Linked DNA regions of Homo sapiens: regions 2 and 3 are each linked to region 1. A link is an interaction called in ENCODE POLR2A ChIA-PET data of the cell type or tissue named here. Cell type or tissue: GM12878. All regions are shown on one strand.

Region 1 (8,000 bases):
AAAGAATTAACCAGAAATGTCATCCGATCAGGAACAGTCTGATTCCCAGGGAATTAAGCAAGCACAACAAATGAAATTTTATGAACCCCAAAATTCAGTGGAGGACACAAAGAAGGAACCCAAGAGAGACACTTGTCAACAAAGGCTAGTGTTGTTGATTCCAAAATATGGACTCTCTGGGGTATGGGAAAAAAATATTAGAACTTCCATGCACATTAATAAAGAAAGGAAGAGTATTTAGCATATTAAAACCTGTACTACAGCTGGGCATGGTGGCTCATGCCTGTAATCCCAGCACTTTGGGAGGCCGAGGTGGGCAGATCACCTGAGGTCAGCAGTTCGAAACCAGCCTGGCCAACATGGTGAAACCCCGTCTCTACTAAAAATACAAAATTAGCTGGGCGTGGTGGCACATGCCTGTAATCCCAGCTACTCAGGAGGCTGAGGCAGGAGAATCACTTGAACCTGGGAGGCAGACTTTGTGGTGAGCCAAGATTGTGCCATTGCACTCCAGCCTCGGCAACAAGAACAAAACTCCGTCTCAAAAAAAACCTGTACTGCCCAGGCATGTTGGCTCATGACTGTAATCCCAGCACTTTGGGAGGCAGAGGTGGGTGGATTGCTTGAGCCCAGGAGTATGAGATCAGCCTGGACAACGTAGTGAGACCCTTTATCTATTATAATTTTTTTAAAAGTTAAAACAAAACAAACAAAACCTGTGTTGTTCTATCCATCTGACCATTAAAAAAACAAAAACAAAAAACTTGTACTGTAAAGAGTCATGAAGAAAACTCACAGACACAGCATAATCATTAAGGTGGAAGAAAACTTGAGTTTTCTTCAGTAGGTAGGGAAGAAATACTTAGATAAAGAATTATGAGAAATTATAAATGTAGAGGCCAGAGAACACAAATTTAGCAGTGAAGATAATCATGTATCTGAAGATCAGATCAAAAGAAATGGGAGAGAAACATTAACAAAAGATATAATAAGAGAAAACTTTTCCTTAGAAAACCAAGACTTAGATTATTACATTAAAATGAGAACAAAGTAACTGGAAAATTTCCCAAAATATATTTACACCTTGGAAAAGAGATCAAAGTCTTATTGAATGTATTTAGTTTTCTTCTATTTTCTTTTTTTTTGAGACAGGGTCTCACTTTAGAGCGATCAGTGGAGCGATCACGGCCCACTGCAGCCTCAAACTCTGAGGCTCAAGCAATCTTCCCATCTCAGCCCCCTAAGTAGTTGGGATTAAAAGCACTCACCACCATGCCAGGCTAATTTTTCTACTTTTTGTAGAGATGGGGTCTTACTGTGTTACCTAGGCTGGTCTTGAACTCTTGGGCTCAAGCAATCCTCCCACCTCAGCCTCCCAAAGTGTTGTGATTATAGGTATATGCCACCACACTTGGCCTGCATTTAGTTTTATATATTAAATTTGGATTTAGAATACTTTTTTTTTCTTTTTTTGAGACATAGCTTCGCTCTGTTACCCAAACTGGAGTGCAGTGGCAGGATCATGGCTTACTGCAACCTGGATTGAACCTCGTGGGCTCAAGTGATCCTCCTGCCTCAGCCCCCCAAATAAATGGGACTACAGGCACATGCCACCATGCCCAGCTAATGTTGGAATTTTTTGTAGAGACAAGGTCTCACTATGTTGCCTAGGCTGGCCTCAAACTCCTAAAGTGATCCTCCCTCCTCAGCCTCCCAATATGCTGGGATTACAGGCATGAGCCACCACACTGGGCCCTCTAATACCTTTATATGAAAGATTCTGGTTCTGTGAACTAGAATCAAAGCAACTTTTATAAATCAAAGTATAAACTTTGATTCCCTATGTAAACTAAGGCAATAAAAGCAATAACAAATTATTATTATTATTATTTTCAGACAGAGTCTCACTCTGTCACCCAGGCTGGAGTGCAGTGGTGCAATCTTGGCTCACTGCAACCTCTGCTTCCCAGGTTCAAGCGATTCTCCTGCCTCAGCCTCCCAAGTAGCTGGGGATCACCAGCAACTGCCACCATGCCCAGGTAATTTCTTGTATTTTAGTAGAGATGGAGTTTCACTATATTGGCCAGGCTGGCCTTGAACTCCTGACCAAAGTGCTGGGATTATAGGCTGGAGCCACCATGCCCGGCCGCAATAACAAATTATGATTGCTTATCTCAGCATGCACTATGCACTTATTATTACTATAATAAGGTAACAATACCAAGAAGAAAAAAAAATCTGCCTTTTTTAAAATTTTATTTTATTTTATTTTTGACACAGAGTCTCACTCTGTCGCCCAGGCTGGAGTGCAATGGCACAATCTCAACTCACTGCAAACCTCCACCTCTGGGTTCAAGTGATTCTCCTGCCTTAGCTTCCTGAGTAGCTTGGGAATACAGGTGCGTGACACCACACCCGGCTAATTTTTGTATTTTTTGTAGAGACGGGGTTTCACCATGCTGCCCAGCCTGGTCTCAAATTCCTGACCTCAAGTGATCTGCCTGCCTCAGCCTCTCAGTGCTGGGATTACAGGTGTGAGCCACCATGCCCAGCCAAGTCTGACTTTTTATCTTTGTGAAGATGTAACAGATGCTATCCAGGAAAATCACATACAAGGGTTTGTTTTTTGTTTTTGAGACAGAGTCTCATTCTGTTGCCCAGACTGGAGTGCAATGGTATGATCTTGACTCACTGTAACCTCTGCCTCCCAGGTTCAAGCGATTCTCCTGCCTTAACCCTTCCAAGTAGCTGGGATTACAGGCACGCGCCACCGTGCCTAGCTACATAAGTACATCAATAAGTTCTGATCGATGGTTGAAACTTTGGGAGGCCAAGGTGGGCGGATCACCAAATCAGGAGATCGAGACCATCCTGGCTAACATGGTGAAACCCCATCTCTACTAAAAAAATTAGCTGGGCATGTTGGCGGGCGCCTGTAATCCCAGCTACTCAGGAGGCTGAGGCAGGAGAATCGCTTGAACCCGGGAGGCGGAGGCTGCAGTGAACTGAGATCACGCCACCATACTCCAGCCTGGGCGACAGAGACTCTGTCTCAAAAAAAAAAAAAAAAGAAAAAGAAAATATGACCACATGACCAGGTGCAGTGGCTCATGCCTGTAATCCCAACACTTTGGGAGGCAGAGACAGGATTGTTTGAGCCCAGGAATTCCAGACTGGCCTAGGCAACATACCAAGACCCCATCTCTACAAAATAAAAAAAAGAATAATTTTAAAAAAAGAATATAGGACCGCATCTTCTGTGATAATCCTTTCAGAAGGCAGAGCCTAATTCGTCTCCCCTGGAGTGGCACTGGACTTTTAATGACTTGCTTCTGATAGGAAAATGTAGAGACGACAGGGAGTGGCTTCTGAGCCTAGTTCATGGCCATGCTCATTGTTGGATCGACTGCTCCAGGGGAGGCCAGCTGCATGTCATGAGTCCACTCAAGCAGCTGGAGGGAGAGCTCCACGCAGCAGGGAACTGAGGCCTCCAGCCAAGAGCCACTGAGTGCGCCATCTTGGAAGTGGATCCTTCAACCCCAGCCAAGTCTTCCTATGCCTGCAGCTTCTGAAAATATGTTTTTCTCTCCTGCCAATATTTTGATTGCAACTTCATGAGAGACCCTGAGCTGGAACCGTCTAGCTGTGCTGCTTCCAAATTCCTGACACGCAAAAACTGAGAAATCATAAATGTGTTGTTTTAAGCCACTACATTTTGGGCTAATTTGATATGTAGCAAGAAATGAGTCATTTCCTCCTTTAAGCACAGTTGAAACTGAGTTGTAGGTAATTAACATACAACCTAACTTTAAAAGATGTATCTATGTCTTTTTTTCTTTCTCTTTCGGACACCGGCTTTCACTCTGTTGCCCAGGTTGGAGTGCAGTGGCATGACTGAGGCTCACGGCCGCCTCCACCTCCCAGGTTCATGCGATCCTCCTGCCTAAGCCTAACTCAACAGCTGTGACTAGAGGGGTGCACCATCACACTCAGCTAACTTTTTATTTATTTTTTGCAGAGACAGGTGTCTCACTATGTTGCCCAGGCTGGTCTCAAACTCTTGGGCTCAAGCAATCCACCCACCCATCTCGGCCTCCCAAAGTGCTAGGATTACAGGCATCAGCCACCGCATCCAGCCCCCTTTATCCATTTCAACTTTGATGGTTGACCCAGCACATTCATGTGGATTCCCTGAAAGTTAGAGTAGTAAGGGGGTTAGATAGACAATCCTGGGCTTCACTGGCTTTCCAGGCCATTTAACTAGAACAACTTGGGTAACTGACTAAATCCTTCTGGGACTCAGTTTCCTGATCTGTAAAATGGGGGAGAATGGCAGTCTCTACTTCCTAGAGGGTGTTTTGAGAATTAAAGAACAGAACAGGCTGGGCGCGGTGACTCACGTCTGTAATCTCAGCACTTTGGGAGGCCGAAGTGGGCGGATCACCTGAGTTCAGGAGTTCGAGACCAGCCTGGCCAACATGGTGAAACCCCGTCTCTACTAAAAATACAAAAATTAGCCGGGCGTGGTGGCGGGCGCCTGTAATCCCAGCTGCTCAGGTGGCTGAGGCAGGAGAATCACTTGAACCCGAATGCCTGTAATTGCAGCTACTCGGGAGGCTGAAACATGAGAATCATTTGAACCCAGGAGGCAGGGGCTGCAGTGAGCCCAGATTGTGCCACTGCACTCCAGCCTGGGCAACAGAGCGAGACTCTGTCAAAAAAAAAAAAAAAAAGAAAAGAAAAAAGGGAAGGAAGAGAGAAGAAAATGAGTCGAGCTTTGGAATCTGCTGTGGTCACAAACTCTGATAATTCTCTTGCCCAACTACAGATCTGTCAATACTGTACACACCCCGCTTTGACAATATCGTACACACCTCACTGACTCACAGCTCAATTTCAACTGTGCTTAAAGGAGGAAATGACTCATTTCTTGTGCTGACACACCGGGTGGGCAAAAAGCAATTGAGATTCCAGGAGGCTTGCGATAAATAAAAAGGAAAGTTGGGCCAGAGGCGTTGGCAATCAAGATCTTAAGGGAGGAGCCTCTGATCACCCCACTAGGTGACCGCAGCTTTGGTGACCACTAATCCAATGCTCTCACCTCCCTACCTCTGTACGAGGGCCCAGCTTACAAACTAAATGTGCCACTGGGTAGACCGGGAATGTCAGTAACACCTGAAGGTCCTTTAAGGAGGGATAAAGAACAATAAAAACCTTTCCCTGAAGAAAAACAAAACCTTTCCCTGGACCTCAAGCTCTCCCCTGACTATTATTCTCCAAATATTTGCTGGCCACAGGTGGCTCAAGACTGCACCCATGGGAAGGACCCCACGATGACCTATTTCTGTGATCTACCACCTGGGCAACTCTCCAGACAATGTTTCAAAAGTGGATTTCCCCAGCACCTTGGGAGGCTGAGGAGGGAGGACTGCTTGAGCCCAGGAGTTTGAGACCAACCGAGGCAACAAAGCGAGAATCCCTTGAACCCCATCTCTACAAAAAATACACAACTTAGCCAAGCATAGTGGCACACACCTGTAATCCCAGCTACTTGGGAGGCTGAGTGGGGAGGATGGCTTAAGCCTGGGAGGTCAAGGATGCAGTGATCTGCGCTCCAGCCTGGGCGGGAGACTCTGTCTCAAAAAATAAAAACAAACGAACAAACAAACAAAAAATTTAAACTTAGCTGGGAGTGGCCGGGTTCGGGGGCTCACGCCTATAATCCCAGCACTTTGGGAGGCTGAGGCGGGTGGATCACCTGAGGTTGGGAGTTCGAGAACAGCCTGAACCAATGTGGAGAAACCCCATCTCTACGAAAAATACAAAATTAGCCGGGCGTGGTGGTGCATGCCTGTAATCCCAGCTACTCAGGAGGCTGAGGCAGGAGAATCGCTTGAACCAGGAGGTGGAGGTTGCGGTGAGCCGAGATCGCGCCATTGCACTCCAGCCTGGGCAGCAAGAGCAAAACTCCATCTCAATAAATAAATAAATAAATAAATAAACAAACAAACTGAGGTGGGAGTGGTAACACGTGCGTATAGTCCCAGCTACTCAGGAGGCTGAGAGAGGAGGATCAGTTGAGTACAGAAGCTGGAGGCTGCAGTGAGCTATAACTGCACACTTCAGCCTGAGCGACAGGGCAAGACCCTGCCTCCAAAAAATAAAGGCAGATTTTACTGCCACAGGCGCAGCCAGACAGCAGTTGCCTGCCAAATGAGCTCCCTTGGCCTAGCTAGTGGGGACAGTGCTCAGGAACGGAACAGTGCTGAGTGAGAGCACGTCAGGGAGCTGTCCTCACAGTTGCTGCCCTTTCCGAGCAAGGGGACAAAACCAGTCCTGTTCCAAACATCAACGGCCCAACGAAACCGCACCTCTTTCTTATTCTTTCAAGCAAGGTTGGCGTTTTTCATATTAGACCATTTGAATTTCAGGAAAAGCAAATTAGGCCAAGCGCGGTGGCTCACGCCTGTAATCTCAGCACTTTGGGAGGCCAAGGCAGGCGGCTCACCTGAGGTCAGGAGTTCGAGACCAGCCTGGCCAACGTGGCGAAACCCTGTCTCTACTAAAAGTACAAAATTAGCCAGGCATGGTAGCGGGTGCCCGTATCCTAGCTACCCAGGAGGCTGAGACACGAGAATCCCTTGAACCCCGGAGGCAGAAGTTGCAATGAGCTGAGATTAGGCAATCTAAGCGAGACTCCATCTCAAAAAAAAAAAAAAAAAGGAAGTAAACTAGAGCATGGATCCCCAGATTTTCTCACGCTAGGGAAGCCTAAAAAGCAATGAGCTCCTCTCAAAAACACAAAAACACAAAAAGGCCGGGCACGGCGGCTCACGCCTGTACTCCCAGCACTTTGGGAAACTGAGGCGGGTGGATCACGAGGTCAGGAGTTCGAGGCCAGCTTGACCAATATGGTGAAATCCCATCTCTACTGAAAAATACAAAAATTAGCTGGGTGTGGTGGCGGGCGCCTGTAGTTCCAGCTACTCAGGAGGCTGAGGCCGAAGAATCGCTTGAACCTGGGAGGCAGAGGTTGCAGTGAGCCGAGATTGCGCCACTGCACTCCAGCCTGGGCAACTCGAACAAAAATAAACAAACAAAAAAAACACCTCTATAAATTCTAGTCCTCTAGCCCTCTGATCTCTCAAGTCACGAGTAACAAGTCAGGAACAAGGTCATCGAAACAAAAAAAGAGAATACACATTTCTGCTTTTTCCCCCAGCACACAAATGAGGTGGTGAATGCTTTCGATGTTTTCTTTCCCTGTGCTACTGAAAACAGTTGTACAAGGAAATCAAAACTGTAGCTAGAATCATTTCCTTGAAGGGGAAACAAACAAACGAAAATCCCCTGGCTTAAGGGAACAGAGCCAGCTGAAAATGAATGAGAAATCAATTGATTGGCTGGCACAGTGGGTCACGCCTGCAATCCTTGGACTTTGGGAGGCTGAGGCGGGTGGATCACGAGGTCAGGAGTTCGAGACCAGCCTGGCCAACGTGGTGAAACCCCATCTCTACTACAAATACAAAAATTAGCCGGGTGTTGTGGCAGGCGCCTATAATTCCAGCTACTCAGGAGGCTGAGGCAGGAGAATTGCTGGAACCCGGGAGGCGGGGATTGCAGTGAGGCGAGATTATGCCATTGCACTCCAGCCTGGGTGACAGGGCGAGACTCCAACTCAAAAAAAAAAAAAATAGACATCAATTGATCAGTGCTTCTTTCCAAATAAGGTGGGTATTTTCCCCAGAGTGATCTCAGCAATTGATTTTGCTTCCGGAAGAGAGAGCCTGACTCACTGTTTGCTGCTGGTCGGTTACATCTGCAGTCTCTTAGCAACAAAAGGCTATTTGCTTGACAGTTGGGACAGAGTGTGGAAGGAAAAGGGACATCAAAAAGCCCATCAAAATAATAATAATAATAATAATAATAATAATAAAGCCCATCAAAGCACCCATCAAAGCAAGGAGCAACCGACCCATCTAGAATTGGATCTTATCAGG
Region 2 (8,000 bases), 94 kb after region 1:
AAGAAAATCAGAGCTGGTACAGACATGCTGGAATTAAAATAGGAGTGAGACTTCTGGCTAAACCCAAATGAGGAGGTGGGCAAATTTCCTCCCCAAAAGCAACTATAAAGCCGGACAAATTGACAGAGTGAGCATTTCAGAGCTCAGCGAGTTGACCAAAGGTCTACTAGAATCATTGAACCTTAAAAAACTGAACTTCAGGTGGGAAGAGTGGGAGTTTGTAGCACTTTTACTGTGGGCCACTTTCACTTCTTCTGCCTCAGCTCTGGACACATGAACCTCTTACAGCTGGAGAGCTGCAGGCCATGAGGCTTGGCAGGGAGGTGGAAGGGGCTCAGTCACTTGTAGAAGGAAGCAATGCCCACAGCCAGTGGCACTGCTAATGGAGGTGAGATCAGCCACGGTAGGGAAAAGCGTATCACTGGCTGAGGCTGAGTCTGTGCATATGCAAAGAGACGCCAAAGGACTCAGCAAAGCATAAGTGCCAGGGAGAACCCGACAATGGCCCAAATGTGGAATGCACCTCCTCATACAACTGAACCATCAGCAGGAGAAAGAAGGCGCGTGTCTGAGCACAAACTGTGGCCAATCTTTGGATGACCACTAAGTGACAAAGAAACACTGCCTGCCCCTAATGAACCAGGAAAAAAATCACGAATAAGATAAAACCAAAAAATGTTTAAAAGAATTGAGGAAATACAGCAGAGGCTATACACACTATGCAGGAACCAGATTTCACAGACTGAGCCCCAGGAAATTACTAAACAGACTAGACGCCACCACAACCTCCCAGAGTTTTAAAAGTCAGACTCCAGGGTAGCTAAAGTACGCTTCAACTAAACATGAAGAGGTAAGCAAAAAAATAGGAGAGGCCAGGCGTGGTGGCTCACGCCTGTAATCCCAACACTTTGGGAGGCCAAGGCAGGCAGATCACCTGAGGTCAGGAGTTCGAGACCAGCCTGACCAACATGGTGAAACCCTGTCTCTACTAAAAATACAAAAAAAAATTAGCCGGGTTTGGTGGCATGCACCTGTAGTCCCGGGAGGCTGAGGCAGGAGAATCACTTGAACCCGGGAGGCAGAGATTGCAGTGAGCCGAGATTGCTCCACTGCACTCCAGCCTGGGTGACAGAGCGAGACTCCGTCTCAAAAAAAAAAAAGGCACTATAAAAATAAAAATCTAGGGAAAAAAAACATTGAACACAAAAGGCAGTAAAGGAGGAACAAAAACAGGAGGCATAGAAAAGAAATAGCAAATGTAAGCCCAATCATATCAGAAATTACAGTAAATATAAATGGTCTTAAAAACTCAGTCAAAAAGCAGTCACTGTCATACTAGCTGAAAATGCAAAACCCATATGCTGTTGTAGATTCAGGTTGAAAGTAAAAGAAGGGAAAAAGATGTACCATGTGAACAATAATCATAAGAGGGTTAGAGTGACTAACACAGAACAGACTTTGACGCACTGGTTCGTGCCTGTAATCCCAATACTTTGGGAGGCCCAGGTGGGTGGATCGCTTAAGGTCAGCAGTTCGAGACCAGCCTGGCCAACATGGTGGAACCCCATCTCTACTAAAAATATTTTAAAAATTAGCTGGCATGGTGGCGGGCGCCTGTAATCCCAGCTACTCAGGAGACTGAGGCAGGAGAATCACTTGAACCCGGGAGGCGGAGGTTGCAGTGAGCGAGATCGCGCCACTGCACTCCATCCTGGGCTATAGAGTGAGACTCTGTCTCAAAAAAAAAAAAAATCACCAGTCAAGAGTTCAAGACCAGACTGGCCAACATGGTGTAACCCTGTCTCTACTAAAAATACAAAAATTAGCCAGGCATGGTGGCAGGTGCCTGAAGTCCCAGCTACTAGGGAGGCTGAGGCAGGAGAATCGCTTGAACACGGGAGGTGGAGGCTGCAGTGAGCCAACATCGCGCCACTGCACTCCAGCCTGGGCAACACAGCAAGTCTCCATTTCAAAACAACAACAAAAAAATCATAAGTCGGACGTGGAGGTTCATGTCTGTAATCCCAGCACTTTGGGAGGCTGAGGCAGGTGGATCACTTCAGGTCGGGAGTTTGAGACCAGCCTGGCCAATATGATGAAACTCCATCTCTACTAAACATAAAAAAACTAGCTGGACGTGGTGGCAGGCGCCTGTAGTCCCAGCTACTTGGGAGGCTGAGGCAGGAGAATTGCTTGAACCCGGGAGGTGGAGGTTGCAATGAGCTGAGATTGCACCAGTGCACTCCAGCCTGGGTGACAGAGTGAGACTCCGTTTCAAAAAAAAAAAAAAAAAATGGGCAAATGAGGCAGACCATTCCCAGATAAGGGATGCCAAGCACCTGAAATGCAGCCAGTGTGAAAGAGAAAATGAGTCTTAAATTTTATGTAATGTGACTGATTTAATTTAAAATGGAAATGGTCACATGTCGCCAGAAGCTGCCCTATTGGATAGGACAGCTCTAAAGCACCGACTTCGGGCAGGCCTGGGCCCTGCTGTTCCCTGCCCCACAAGATGCCCAGCCAGGGCAGGAGACGGTCACAACACACAGGGTGGAAGTCACTGCCAGTGGGCACTGAGAGCCTTGAAAGCCAGGAAATGCACTCTTACCTCTTCCTCTTCTTCTGAGCCACTTTCTTCACTATCAGACCTCGGAGCTACTTCATACCTAGAAAAAATGTAAGGGCTTTCATACAAATCTGCTCAGAGCCAGCAGAATTCACTTTCCCTACCAAACCTGCCGGGAATTCAAACAGAAGTAAAATTGCTCCTGGCTGCCACCTCCCTGGAACAAGGCCCACCGAGGACTTGGATCCCCACTGCATCTGGAATGCAAGGCCCAACTCACCCCGGGTTCATCTCGAGCCAGGCCTCCAGCTGCCCGGCTTTGGGGGCATCTGTGCCTGTGAGGATCTTCCCACTCTCCACGTGGATCACCTTCACCGGGAGGTCGCTCATCTGGCTGGTCTCGTCCAGAGGCTGAAAAAGAGTCATTCGTGTGACACTGAGGTTGCAGGGCCTCCAGACCAAACACTTACAGAGGCCAAGGTGGGAAGCACCCACTCAACTGTTTGCACAGAAAATGGCAGGCAAACATGGCCAGTGGTGGGAAAATGCGTAAACTGTATACTCAGTAATCCAGTAAAAATATATAACCCATCAACCTTGGCTGACACTTGTTTCTTCTTTTTTTTTTTTTTTTTTTTTTGAGACGGAGTCTCGCTCTGTCACCCAGGCTAGAGTGCAGTGGCGTGATCTCGGCTCTCGGCTCACTACAACCTCTGCCTCCTGGGTTCAAGCAATTCTCTGCCTCAGTCTCCCAACACCTGTTTCTTTAAGGTAACTGGCATATACATTGTAATTTTCAAATAGTCCAGACACTCATAGCTGAAAATTCAGGCCGGGCTGGTCTCAAACTTCTGGCCTCATGTGATCCACCCGCCTTGGCCTCCCAAAGTGCTGGGATTCCAGGCGTGAGCCACTATGCTCGGCCCATTTTTATTTTTTATTTTTATTTATTTATTTTTTTGAGATGGAGTCTCACTCTGTTGCCCAGGCTGGAGTGCAGTGGTGCGGTATCGGCTCACTGCAAGCTCCACCTCCCAGGTTCATGCCATTCTCCTGCCTCAGCCTCCAGAGTAGCTGGGACTACAGGTGCCCATCACCATGCCCAGCTAATTTTTAGTATTTTTAGTGGAGACGGGGTTTCACTGTGTTAGCCAAGACAGTCTCGATCTCCTGACCTCGTGATCTGCCCGCCTCGGCCTCCCAAGGCCCATTTTTATTTTTTTAACGAAAACTGAAGAGCATCATGTGGGCTCTCCCCATTCTTCTGTGCTCCAGCCTAAGTTTTTCTCTTCACAGTTTTCCACTGGTATCAGTTTCCTGTCCATCCTTCCAGATCAATTCCATGGATAAGAAACAAGGACTTAGACGTTTCCACTTTCTCCCTCTTTTTTACACTAACGGTTATATAATTTACATTCTTTGGACCTTGATTTTTTCCCCCACTTATACTCTATTTGTAGATCTCATCAAGGGTCCTCATTCTTTTTTGTTAAAAAGCTAATTGAAATATTTCAAAAATAATTCCTCTTAGCAACAAATATGAAACTCCTCCTGTTGAGATTCAATGGATAAACATTTTCTCCCTCATCAATTCTTGTATATTTCCTAGAAAAAACTTCCAGGATGGAGAAAAAGTTATTGGTTTAAATTTTGGTTTTCATCTTCCAGGAATTTATAACTACCTGCAAAACTGCTGCGCTCACAGTGTCAATACCGTCCACACAGCGGAGGGATATCAGTCTCTACGCGCTAAAAGCTCACCCACAGAGCGGCCACCATAAGAGCAACCTCTTACCCCAACAATGGGCTCTGCAGGCTGCCTCAGTCAGGGACTTTCAACTCCACATCCTCTCTGGGATCACTGGGAGGAGCAGTCAAAGATGCCGATTGCTGCATGCCTCCCCTACACCCAAAATTCTGATTGAACTCCTCTGGAGTGAGGCTTGGGCATCCTCGCTTTTTAAGATTTTTAATTTACTTTTTATTTTTTGGAGACGGGCTCAGTACCATGGTTATTCACAGGTGTGATCACAGCCTCAAAGCCCTGGGCTCAAGTGATCCGCCTACCTCTGGCTCCCAATCAGCTGGGACCGCAAGTGCACACCACCATGCCCAGGTAATTATTTTATTTTTTGGAGAGACAGAGTCTCCCTATGTTGCCCAGGTTGGTCTTGAACTCCTGGACTAAAGCAATCCTCCCACCTCAGCCTCCTGAGCAGCTGCAACAACAGGCACATGCCTTCATGCTCAGCTACTACTTAGAAAAAGGTCCTCGGAGGATCACTTGAGCCCAGGACGTCAAGGCTGCGGTGAGCCATGACCTCATCACTGGACTCCAGCCTGGACAACAGAGAGACCCTGTCTCAAATAATAGTAGTAATAATAATAGAGAGCTCCCCAGGTGACTAGAACACACAACAGAGGCTGAGTACCACTGTCCGAGAACAAGAAAACCCACAAGCAGCAGCAAGTGCCGGTGCCTGTTCTCAACACTCCACAGGACAGGCAGCCACAGCAGGACTGAGCACAAGCTCCCACTTCATGCACTTTCCCACTTCATGACTTTTTTTTTTTTTTTTTGAGACAGAGTCTCACTCTGTCGCCCAGGCTGGAGTGCAGTGGTGTGATCCGCCTCCCGGGTTTAAGTGATTCTCCTGCCTCAGCCTCCCAGTAGCTGGGACTACAGAAGCCTGCCACCACGCCTGGCTAATGTTTGTATTTTTAGTAGAGACTGGGTTTCACCATACTGGCCAGACTGGTCTCGAACTCCTGACCTCATGATCTGCCTGCCTCGGCCTCCCAAAGTGCTGGGATTACAGATGTGAGCCACCGCACCTGGCCCATTACTTTTTTCTTGAGTCCTCCAGATGGCTTCAGAACTGTGAGACAGAACTGGCTGACAGAGAGAGACCCTGTCTCAAGTAATAAAAAGCTCCCCAGGCTGGAATGCAGTGGTACAAACACAGTGCACTGCAGCCTGGACCTCCTGGGCTAAGTTATCCCCCTACCTCAGCCTCTCGAGTAGGTGGGACTACAGGCGTGCGCACCAAGCCTGGTTAATTTTTTGTAGAGATGAGGTTTCACCATGTTGCTCAGGCTGGTTTCGAACTCCTGGGCTCAAGCGATCCACCCACCTTAGCAACCCAAACTGCTGGGGTTATAGGCATGAGCCACCACACCTGGTCCAAAGTAACTTCTTTTTTTTTTTTTTTGAGACAGAATCTCACTCTGTCACCCAGGCTGGAGTGCAATGGCCATGAACCTGGCTCACTGCAACCTCCACCTCTCAGGTTCAACCAATTCTCCTGCCTCAGCCTCCCAAGTAGCTGGGACCACAGGCGTGTGCCCCCACACCTGGCTAATTTTTTGTATTTTTAGCAGAGACGAGGTTTCACTATGTTGGTCAGGCTGGTCTTGAACTCTTGACCTTAGGTGATCCGCCCACCTTGGCCTCCCAAAGTGCTGGGATTACAGGCATGAGCCACCGCACCCGGCCCCAGTAACTTCTGGACACAGTATTTGGAACACATATCCTGAGGTAGAGGAACTCTATAAATACTGAACTCTAACTAGGAGACTTCTGCATAGAGGTGTCCATTAGCACTTTGGAACGTACTTTCTGTGTATTCTAAAATGGAGCAGGTAAGTAAGCCTATTATTGCTAAGGGAAATCAGGTTGCTGATTTTAGAATTATGGAAAGGCGGAAAGGATAAAAATTAACCCTGTGCTGTTGGATTAGAATTGGAGGTGTCAGTATAACCTCAAGATTCTTTTTGCGTGTGAGATAGGGTCTCACTGTCTTGACCAGGCTGGAGTGCAATGGTGAGATTACAGCTCACTATAGCCTCAAACTCTTGGACTCAAGTGATCCTCCCACCTCAGCCTCTCAAGTAGCTGGGACCACAGGTGCATGCCACTACACCCAACTAATTTTTAAAATTTTTTATAAAGACAAGGTTTTGCCATATTGCCCACACTGGTCTCGAACTCCTGGGCTCAAGTAGTCCTCCCATATTGGCCTCCCAAAGTACTGGGAATACAGGCATGAGCCACCATGCCCAGCCACAAGTTTTAATATATACAAACAGCAATGCAGATGAGTATGTGTACATACATCTATTTCCCAGATCCGGCTGCTCAGAGGGCCTAGAAGCAGTGATGGCCCACTAGCAGGAAGCACCCCCAAAGTCAGATCTTGGCATGTAAATATTCTTCTGTAATAATACGAAATATAGCCAGGCATAGTGGCTCATGTCTGTAATCCTAGCACTTTGGGAGGCCAAGGCAGGTAGATTGCTTGAGCTCAGGAGTTCGAGACCAGCCTGGGCAACATGGTGAAACCCTGTCTCTACAAAAAAATACAGAACACTTAACCAAGCATGGTGGCGTGCGCCTGTAGCCCCAGGTACTCAGGAGGCTGAGGTGGGAGGATCGCTTCAGTCCAGGAGGTTGAGACTACAGGGAGCCATGATTGCACCACCACACACTCCGGCCTGGGTGACACAGGGAGACCCCGTCTTGACAGACAAAAAAAAAAAAAAAAGGAACCAGGACTCCCTGGAGAAAGAGTTGGCTCCAGAGAGCTCAGGCAGGGAAAGCAGAAGAAAAGTCTGATGAGGAAGGAAGTGCTCCAGGAATGGTGGGCATGTACCAAAAGCAAACAGGAGCCAATGGCAAGGGGCTCCTGCTGGCTAAAGCTAAATGACCAAAAGAAATCATTTTAAAGGATCGGAATCCATTCATTCAACTAAACAAGAATCCGTAAGTCTACACCAGGGGTTGGCAGACCATGGCCACAGGACTAACAGGACCAAAGAGAAAGCTTTTCCTACTATAGAAAAACAAACAAATCAATGCAGAAAGAACGATGGAAATAAAAGTCACCATCCTGTAGCCATCAGAGCAAAAACTGATACAGGCAAAAAAAAAAAAAAAGATACTAAAAGGAGTAGCTGGAATTCTGAGGAGTTACAACATAGTTACAGAGTCTCAAGTATCTCCCTACAGGGTACTTACTGATTACAAAAGAAAAAAACAGTAACTGGACAGTGGAGATCCCTTGGCAGGGGTTCAAAGTCAGCATCACCAGTGACCTTATTTGCTAACCTCCGCCATGCACTCTCGATATGACACCCTGAGAGGGACTCAGGGCCATGTTGGGTCTGCCTGCCAGAGACACATAACCCAACTCCAACCACAAGGAACATCAGACAAACCAAAGTCCGGGGCCACTGGATGACATAGCTGGCCTGAAGCCAAGCGTGGTGGCTCACGCCTATAATCACAGCCTTTGGAAGGCCGAGGTGGGAGGATCACTTGAGCCCAGGAGTTCAAGACCAGCCTGGGCAACATGAGACCCCATCTCTGCAAAAAAACAAACACACACACAAGGAGCTCTTTAAGACTAAAGCTGACTAAAGGGACCTCCACTAA
Region 3 (8,000 bases), 66 kb before region 1:
GAATCTTAGGATTTGTTGCCAGATTTGAAAGTCACTGGAACTTGCATATTTTCATTTTAATCCTAAGTGTTATTACGCACCAGTTGGGGTTCACCCTTCATCCCCCACATTTAATTGTCTGATATAGAATAGTGTTGTGTCCACTGCCCCGCTAGACGGCTTTCTTAGGGGAATTTTCTTCTGGTTGTTTCACAAGACAGATTCTGTCCTTGTCACCCGGGACAGAAAACTCAGTCTTTTCACCCTCATTCAGATGAAGGGACTCAGGACAGGCTCTGTGACTTACAGGGACCCAATCAATTCACAATGAGAAATTACCGGCCAGGCGTGGTGACTCACGTCTGTAATCCCAGCACTTTGGGAGGGCAAGGCAAGAGCTTGAGCTTGAGCCTAGACGTTAAAGACCAGCCTGGGCAACACAGCAAGACCCATCTCTACAAGAAATTTAAAAACTAGCCAGGCGTGGTGGTGCGCGCCTGTAGTCCCAGCTACTTGGGAGGCTGAGCCCTGGAGGTCGAGGCTACAGTGAGCTATGATCACACCATTGCACTTCAGCCTGGGCGACACAGCGAGACCCTGTCTCAAGAAAGAAAAGAAAAAGAGACAAATTACCCAGAAACCCCTCCCTTCCCCACATGGAGGCCTTGGCAAATGTTAATTTTCCTAGAAAATCCTTCAGACCTGAAGACGCAGGAAAAGAATCTGGCTCTCAGGGTGGCTTCTGCGTCCCCGCCGCCAGGCCCCAGACTATGGTCACAGGGCCGTCCTGTTCCTCCCCGGGACTCCAGAATTTCTCTCCTCAAAGGAAAGAAAACAGGGCATGCGCTTGTTGGCAAAACGCAGGGCCGGCTCCCAAAAACCCCATGTGTGTACGATTAAAAGTTGGCCGTCCCCAGGCCTCCCAGCGCAAACTTCAAGAGACAGGGCTTTGCTGAAAACCAAACATGGGCCAGCTGGGCTTTTTAACAACCTAGAGACTTTCCGGAGCTGCCTGGAACAGAGCCTGCGGGAAACGGGGCTTGCCAGAGACACTCACAGTTTCCTTCATGGCCTGTTTTGGTCCCCTAAGAATCTCCACATCATTGTCTTTCTTGTGCCTTTTCCTTGGTGAGCAACAGAAAGGGAAGGGTTCCAAGCCTCTAAAAATGTGCTTTGTGATCAGGAGTGCGCTCCAAACCAAATACGCGCGCTGCCCTTTCGAGGCCAGTGAGCTCAGCCTCCAAGGCTTTAAAGCCACATTTCAGCAAGAGAAAGCGCTGAGAGCTCGCAGGTTCATTAAAGAAGGCAAAGCACTGGTTTCTCTCCTTAGAAAAGTAGGTTTCTTGGCTTGATGTAGACTGGCTTGCTTTGATTTTTAGTGAAGGGAATGTACGTAAAACAAAATAGGGCTTGGCTGGTCAAAGGAGACAAGCAGGATGGATGGATGGATGGATGGATGGATGGATGGATGGATGGATGGATGAATAGATAGATGGTGTTTGCATGTAAATTGCAGAGAAAACAAAACCAAAGCTGATTGGAAACAATTAATTGTGGGTGTCTGAGGGGGAAGGTCGCAGCTTTGGGCAGCTTTGAGAAGCGGTACAAGAGTTCTGTGCCTGTGTGTCCAGCCCTGGAGCCAGCCAGTGCATTTATTTTAAGCTCTTAGAAGCAACTCCTTGGCCCAGGAATGCGTGACCCCTGAGATGGGTCCACGCATCTCTCTACACTTCCTTCTCTCCGTGGGATACTGGACTCGTGCCTCTGCGCCCATTCTCTTCTCACGCATATCCATGAGCTTTAATTTCACTTTCTGATCACGGTACGTCCATAAAGCCAGTATTACACTTAAATGAAGTATTCTTTTTTGTAATCGTTTTTTTTAGAAGGTAAACAAATTTAATAAAGCTACCAATAATGTTGATGATTCTGTGTCTTTTCTTTTTTCGCTGTGCTCCCTTTTAAGCTTTAAGATAGATATCTTTCCTTTTTTTTTTCTTTTTTCTTTTTTTGAGACGGAGTTTTGCTTCTCGTCACCCAGGCTGGAGTGCAGTGGCGCGATCTTGGCTCAGTGCAACCTCTGCCTCCTGGATTCAAGTGATTCTACTGCCTCGATTCTCCCAAGTAGCTGGGACTACAGGTGCCCACCACACTCGGCTAATTTTGTATTTTTGGTAGAGACGGGGGTTTCGCTATGTTGGTCAGGCTGGTCTCAAACTCCTGACCTCAGATGATCCACGCGCCTCAGCCTCCCAAAGTGCTGGGATTACAGGTGTGAGCCACCACTTTTTGTTTTTGGAGAGTCTCACTCTGTCTCCCAGGTTGGAGTGCAGTGGTGCGAATCATAGCTCACTGCAGTCTCTACCTCCAGGGTTCAAGCGATCCTCCCACCTCAACCTCCCGACTAGCTGGGACCACAGGCTGCGCCACCACCCCTGACTTTTTGTTGTTGTTGTTGTTGTTGATACGGAGTCTCCCTCTGTCTCCCAGGCTGGAGTGCAGTGGTGTGATTTAGGCTCACCGAAACCTCCGCCTCCTGGACTTAGGCAATTCTCCTGCCTCGGCCTCCCAAATAGCTTGGATTAGAGGCACCCACCACCACACCCAGCTAATTTTTGTATTTTTAGTAGAGATGGGTTTTCACTATGTTGGTCAGGCCAGTCTTGAACTCCCGACCTTGATCAAGTGATCCACCCGCCTCGACCTCCCAAAGTGCTGGGATTACAGGCGTGAGCCACTGCGCCTGGACTAATTTTTAAATTTTTTGTAGAAACGGGGTTTTGCTATGTTGCCCAAGCCACTCTCCCACCTCGGCCTCCCAAAGTGCTGGGATTACACACGTGAGCTGCTGCAAATCTCTTTTTCAAAATGGACTTATTTTGGAGAGTGTTCAAAGCTACAGAACAGTTGCAAGAATATCACAGTAAACACCTTCATGCTCTGTCCTAGACCAGCACCCAACAATAGTGTAGCCGCTAGCTACATGTGGCTATTTTCATTTAAAAGTACATGAGGCCGGGCGCGGTGGCTCGCGCCCGTAATCCCAGCACTTTGGGAGGCTGAGGCAGGTGGATCACCTGAGGTCAGGAATTCAAGACCAGCCTGGGCAACATCGTGAAACCCTGTCTCTACTAAAAATACAAAAAATTAGCTGGGCATGGTAGCGGGCATCTGTAGTCCCAGCTACTCGGGAGGCTGAGGCCAGAGAATCACTTGAACCCAGGAGGCGGGGGTTTCAGGGAGCTGAGATTGCCCCACTGCACTCCAGCCTGGGTGACAGAGCAAGACTCCATCTATAAATGAATGAATGAATTAATTAATTATAATTAGCAGGCTTGGTGGCTTGTGCCTGTAGTCCCAAGCTACTCAGGAGGCTGAGGCGGGTGGGAGGATCACTCGAGGCCAGGAGTTCGAGGCTGCAGTGAGCTATGATTGTCCCACTGCACTCCAGCCTTGGTGACAGAGTGAGACCTTGTTTCTAAAAAAAAAAAAAAAAATCTTAAGTAAATGAATTATGCCTGGCGCGGTGGCTCACGCCTATAATCCCAACACTTTGAGAGGCTGAGGCAGGTGGATCATTTATGTTTGAGGCCAGCCTGGCCAACATGGTGAAACCACATCTCTACTAAAAATAGAAAAAAATTAGCTGGGCATGGTGGTGCATGCCTGTAATCCCAGCTACTGGGGAGGCTGAGGCATGAGAATCACTTGAACATGGAAAACGGAGGTTGCGGTGAGCTAAGATTGCAGCACCGTACCCCAGCCTGGGCGACAGTGAGGCTCCAACTCAAAAATAAGTAAATAAATAAAGTCAATGAATTATAATTAGTTCTCGATAGCTTTACGTGGTTGGTGGCTACTGTATTGACTTGCAGAGATACTGAATATTGCCATCGTACAAAGTTTTGTTGAACACCTGCTGTGAACACCTCAGGAAAAAAAAATCAATCTTTTTCTTTCTTTTCTTTTCTTTTTTTTTTTTGAGACAGGGTCTCACTCTGTTGCCCACCAGGGTAGAGTGCAGTGGTGCGATCATAGCTCACTGCAGCCTCAACCTCCGGGGCTCAAGCAATCTTCCCACTTCAGCCTCCAGAGTGGCTGGGACTACAAGTGTGTGCCACCATGCCTGGCTAATTTTTTTTATTTTTTGTATAGACGGAGTCTCTCTATGCTGCCCAGGCTGGCCTCAAACTTCTGGGCTCAAGCGATCTCCCCACCTCAGCCTCCCAATGTGCTGGGATCGTAGGCATGAACTACTATGCCTGGCCTAAAACTTGGCTCTTCGGTGACTTTTGTATTCTAATGCCAAATAATTTATAGCGATTTATTATAAAAGTCAAAATTCAGCCGGGCACAGTGGCTAACCCCTGTAATCCCAGGACTTTGGGAGGTCAAGGTGGGCATCACCTGAGGTCAGAAGTTTGAGACCAGCCTGATCAATACGGTGAAACCCTGCCTCTACTAAAAATACAAAAATTAGCCAGGTGCATTTGCACACGCCTGTAATCCCAGCTACTCAGGAGGCTGAGGCATGAGAATCGCTTGAACCTGGGAGGCACAGGTTGCAGTGAGCCGAGATTGTGCCACTGTGCTCCAGCCTGGGCAACAGGGAGACTCCGTCTCAAAAAAAAAAGTTAAAATTCGAGCCGGGTGCAGTGGTTCACGCCTGTAATCCCAGCACTTTGGGAGGCCAAGGCGGGTGGATCACCTGAGGTCGGGAGTTCGAGACTAGCCTGACCAACATGGCGAAACCCTGTCTCTGGCCGGGCGTGGTGGCTCACGCCTGTAATCCCAGCACTTTGGGAGGTCAAGGCGGGTGGATCACGAGGTCAAGAGATCGAGACCATCCTGGCCAACATGGTGAAACCCCATCTCTACTAATAAATACAAAAAATTAGCTGGGTGTGGTGGCGTGTGTCTGTAGTCCCAGCTACTCGGGAGGCTGAGGCAGAAGAATGGCGTGAACCCGGGAGGCAGAGTTTGCAGTGAGCCAAGATCGCACCACTGCACTCCAGCCTGGGTGACAGAGTGAGACTCCGTCTCAAAAAACAAAAAAAAGGCCAGGAGTGGTGGCTCACGCCTGTAATCCTAGCGCTTTGGGAGGCCAAGGCGGGCACATCACGAGGTCAGGAGCTCGAGATCATCCTGACTAGCACGGTGAAACCCCATCTCTACTTAAAAAAATACAAAAAATTAGCCAGGCGTGGTGGTGGGCACCTGTAGTCCCAGCTACTGGGAGGCTGAGGCAGGAAAATGACGTGAACCCGGGAGGCGGAGCTTGCGGTGAGCCGAGATCGCACCACTGCACTCCAGCCTGAGCGACAGAGTGAGACTCCATCTCAAAAAGAAAAAAATAAACCTTGTCTTTACTAAAAATACAAAATTAGCCGGGTGTGCTGGCACACCCCTGTAATCCCAGCTACTCAGGAGGCTGAGGCAGGAGAATTGCTTGAACCTGGAAGGTGGAGGTTGTGGTGAGCCGAGATCACGCCATTGCACTCCAGCCTAGGCAACAAGAGAGAAACTCCATCTAAAAATAAAAATAAAAATTCAAACAATACAGCAGTGTTTAGTCCTTGCAGCATGCCATAATCCCACTTGGTAGGAATACCATTGTCAACAGTTTGGAGCATCTCCTACCAAATCTTTTTCTAATATATTTGGTCTTAATTTTTTTTTACAGTTCTTTTTTCTTCAGGTATAAAATGAATACATTCTGTGCACAAATGGTGCACAAAAGTGTACAGTTCCTTCCATGGCTTTTTTGCAAACGGCACCCCCAAGTTGCCGGCACCAGAACTGGAAAAGGAATATCATTGGCCCTAGCAGCCCACGGGCCCCTCCCCTCAGATCTCCCAGCGGTAATCATATCTCCTGACTTCTCATTTCCTCTGTTTATCCACTAGGCTGTTCAGTCAGGAGATAACAGAAGGTTTTTGGAAGACCCAGAAATGTTATGCTAAGGAGTGTATTTCTAGGCAGAAGGTCCATTACTCGTGTCAGTTTCCTCTGGCTTTGTGAGCCAAGAAGGGTTCTTAGGAAATAAACTTTCTCACAAAGCCATTGCCAGGACCATTTGTCATTATCTTTACTTCTCTTGTTCAGCTCACCTTTAAGACCTATTCCCGCCATCACACAGTTTCTTGCTTTGCTTTTTTTTTTTAGTATATTTTTAATTTTAATTGTGGTAAAATATACATGACATAAAATGTACGACTTTAACCATTTTAAAGTGCAGAGTTCAACGGCATTAAGCACATTCCCACTGTTGTGCAACCAGCACTACCATCCATCTCCAGAACATTCTCAGTTTGCAAAACTGAAACTCTGTCCCCATGAAACACTCACTCCCCATACCCCTCCCCAGCCCCCGGGACCCACCATTCTACGTTCTGTTTTTATGAATCTGACGACTCTAGGGACCTCCTCTAAGTGGAATCACGCAGTGTTTGTCTTTTTGTATCTGGCTTATTTCACTGAACATGTCTTCATCCACCTCGTGGCATGTGTCAGAATTTCCTTTCTTTTTTTGCGGGGTGGGGATGGAGTTTTGCTCCTTGTCGCCCAGGCTGGAGTGCAGTGGCGCCATCTCATCTCACTGCAACCTCCGCCTCCCGGGTTCAAGTGATTCTCCTGCCTCAGCCTCCCATGTAGCAGGGATTACAGGTGTGCACCATCATGCCTGGCTAATTTTTGTATTTTTAGTAGAGACGGGGTTTTGCCATGTTGGCCAGGCTGTTCTTGAACTCCTGACCTCAGGCGATCTGCCTGCCTCAGCCTACCAGAGTGCTGGGATTACAGGCGTGAGCCACTGGACCTGGTCAGCATTTCCTTCCTTTTTTTTTTTTGAGACAGAGTATCACTCTGTCACCAGGCTGGAGTGCAGCGGTGCGATCTCGACTCATTGCACCTTCCACCTCCCAGGTTCAAGCGATTCTCCTGCCTCAGCCTCCCAAGTAGCTGGGACTACAGGCACGTGCCACCAGGCCCAGCTAATTTTTGTATTTTTAGTAGAGACGGGGTTTCACCATGTTGGCCGGGATGGTCTCAATCTCTTGACCTCGTGATCCGCCCGCCTTGGCCTCCCAAAGTGCCAGGATTACAGGCGTGAGCCACCGCACCTGGCCTCCTTCCTTTTTAAGGCTGAATAATCTTCTGTCCTATGGGCCAGACATGGTAGACACGGTGACTCATACCTGTAATGCCAGCATTTTGGGAGGCTGAGGCAAGAGGATCATTTGAGCCCAGGAGTTGGAGACCAGCCTAGGCAATACAATGAGACCCCTGTCTCTAGGAAAAAAAAAATAATTAGCTGGGTGTAGTGGCATGTGCCTGTAGTCCCAGCTACTTGGGAGGCTAAAGTTGGAGGATTGCTTGAGCCCAGGAGGTTGAGTGAGCCATGATTGCGTCTCTGCACTCCAGCCTGGCAGAGAGATCCTGTCTCATAAAAAAAAAAAGGAAAAAGAAAAAAAAATTGTGTCCGGGCATGGTGGCTCAAAAAAAAAAAAATTGCGTTGTACAGATGAACCAAAAAAAAACAATTGTGTTGTAGAGATGAACCACGTTTTATTAATTCTTCTATCTAAGGACACTTGTGCTGTTTCCACCCTTTCGCTATAATGGGTGCTATGAACATAGACTTGCAAATATCTGCTCTATGACTTGCTTTCTTTCTCTTTCTTTCTTTCTTTTTTTTTTCTTTTTTTTTTTTGAGACGGAGTTTCCCTTTTGTTGCCCAGGCTGGAGTGCAATGGCGTGATCTCAGCTCACCGCAACCTCCGCCTCCCATGTTCAAGCGATTCTCCTGCCTCAGCCTCCCTAGTAGCTGGGATTACAGGCATGCGCCACCACGCCTGGCTAATTTTGTATTTTTAGTAGAGACGGGGTTTGTCCATGTTGGTCAGGCTGGTCTCGAACTCCCGACCTCAGGTGATCCGCCCGCCCCGGCCTCCCAAAGTGCTGGGATTACAGGCATGAGCCACTGCGCCCGGCCCAACAACCTGCTTTCAATTCTTTTGGGG

What was found. ChIA-PET counts read pairs that join two places held together with the same protein. Peaks named below come from ENCODE experiments on the same cell type or tissue, not always from the same donor. Only the 100,000 strongest peaks of a DNase experiment are listed, where the experiment ranks them.
Region 2: POLR2A ChIA-PET joins it to region 1 with 6 read pairs; 8 of 35 experiments call an interaction of 5 or more read pairs at or near these places.
Region 3: POLR2A ChIA-PET joins it to region 1 with 5 read pairs; 6 of 35 experiments call an interaction of 5 or more read pairs at or near these places.

Annotation. Positions count from the first base shown.
Region 1 is chr19:11,092,139-11,100,138 of GRCh38, reverse strand. The region is part of intron 1 of LDLR (low density lipoprotein receptor); the gene reads right to left. Among named protein-coding and RNA genes, the nearest start is that of LDLR-AS1, 6.5 kb to the right of the region's middle. RefSeq lists enhancers at 5,023-5,152, 4,518-5,717, 7,065-8,000, 7,440-8,000. In GM12878, no CTCF peak of the experiment used is centred here; DNase peaks (open chromatin) are centred at 3,714, 4,908 and 7,228; H3K4me3 peaks cover 3,288 bases; H3K27ac peaks cover 4,711 bases.
Region 2 is chr19:10,998,006-11,006,005 of GRCh38, reverse strand. SMARCA4 (SWI/SNF related BAF chromatin remodeling complex subunit ATPase 4) reads right to left here. Exons shown (of 35, transcript NM_003072.5): 12 at 2,847-2,977; 13 at 2,609-2,666. Among named protein-coding and RNA genes, the nearest start is that of SMARCA4, 41 kb to the right of the region's middle. In GM12878, no CTCF peak of the experiment used is centred here; no DNase peak of the experiment used is centred here.
Region 3 is chr19:11,158,173-11,166,172 of GRCh38, reverse strand. It overlaps KANK2 (KN motif and ankyrin repeat domains 2), which reads left to right. Exons shown (of 13, transcript NM_001136191.3): 13 at 1-1,903. Among named protein-coding and RNA genes, the nearest start is that of SPC24, 6.4 kb to the right of the region's middle. In GM12878, no CTCF peak of the experiment used is centred here; no DNase peak of the experiment used is centred here.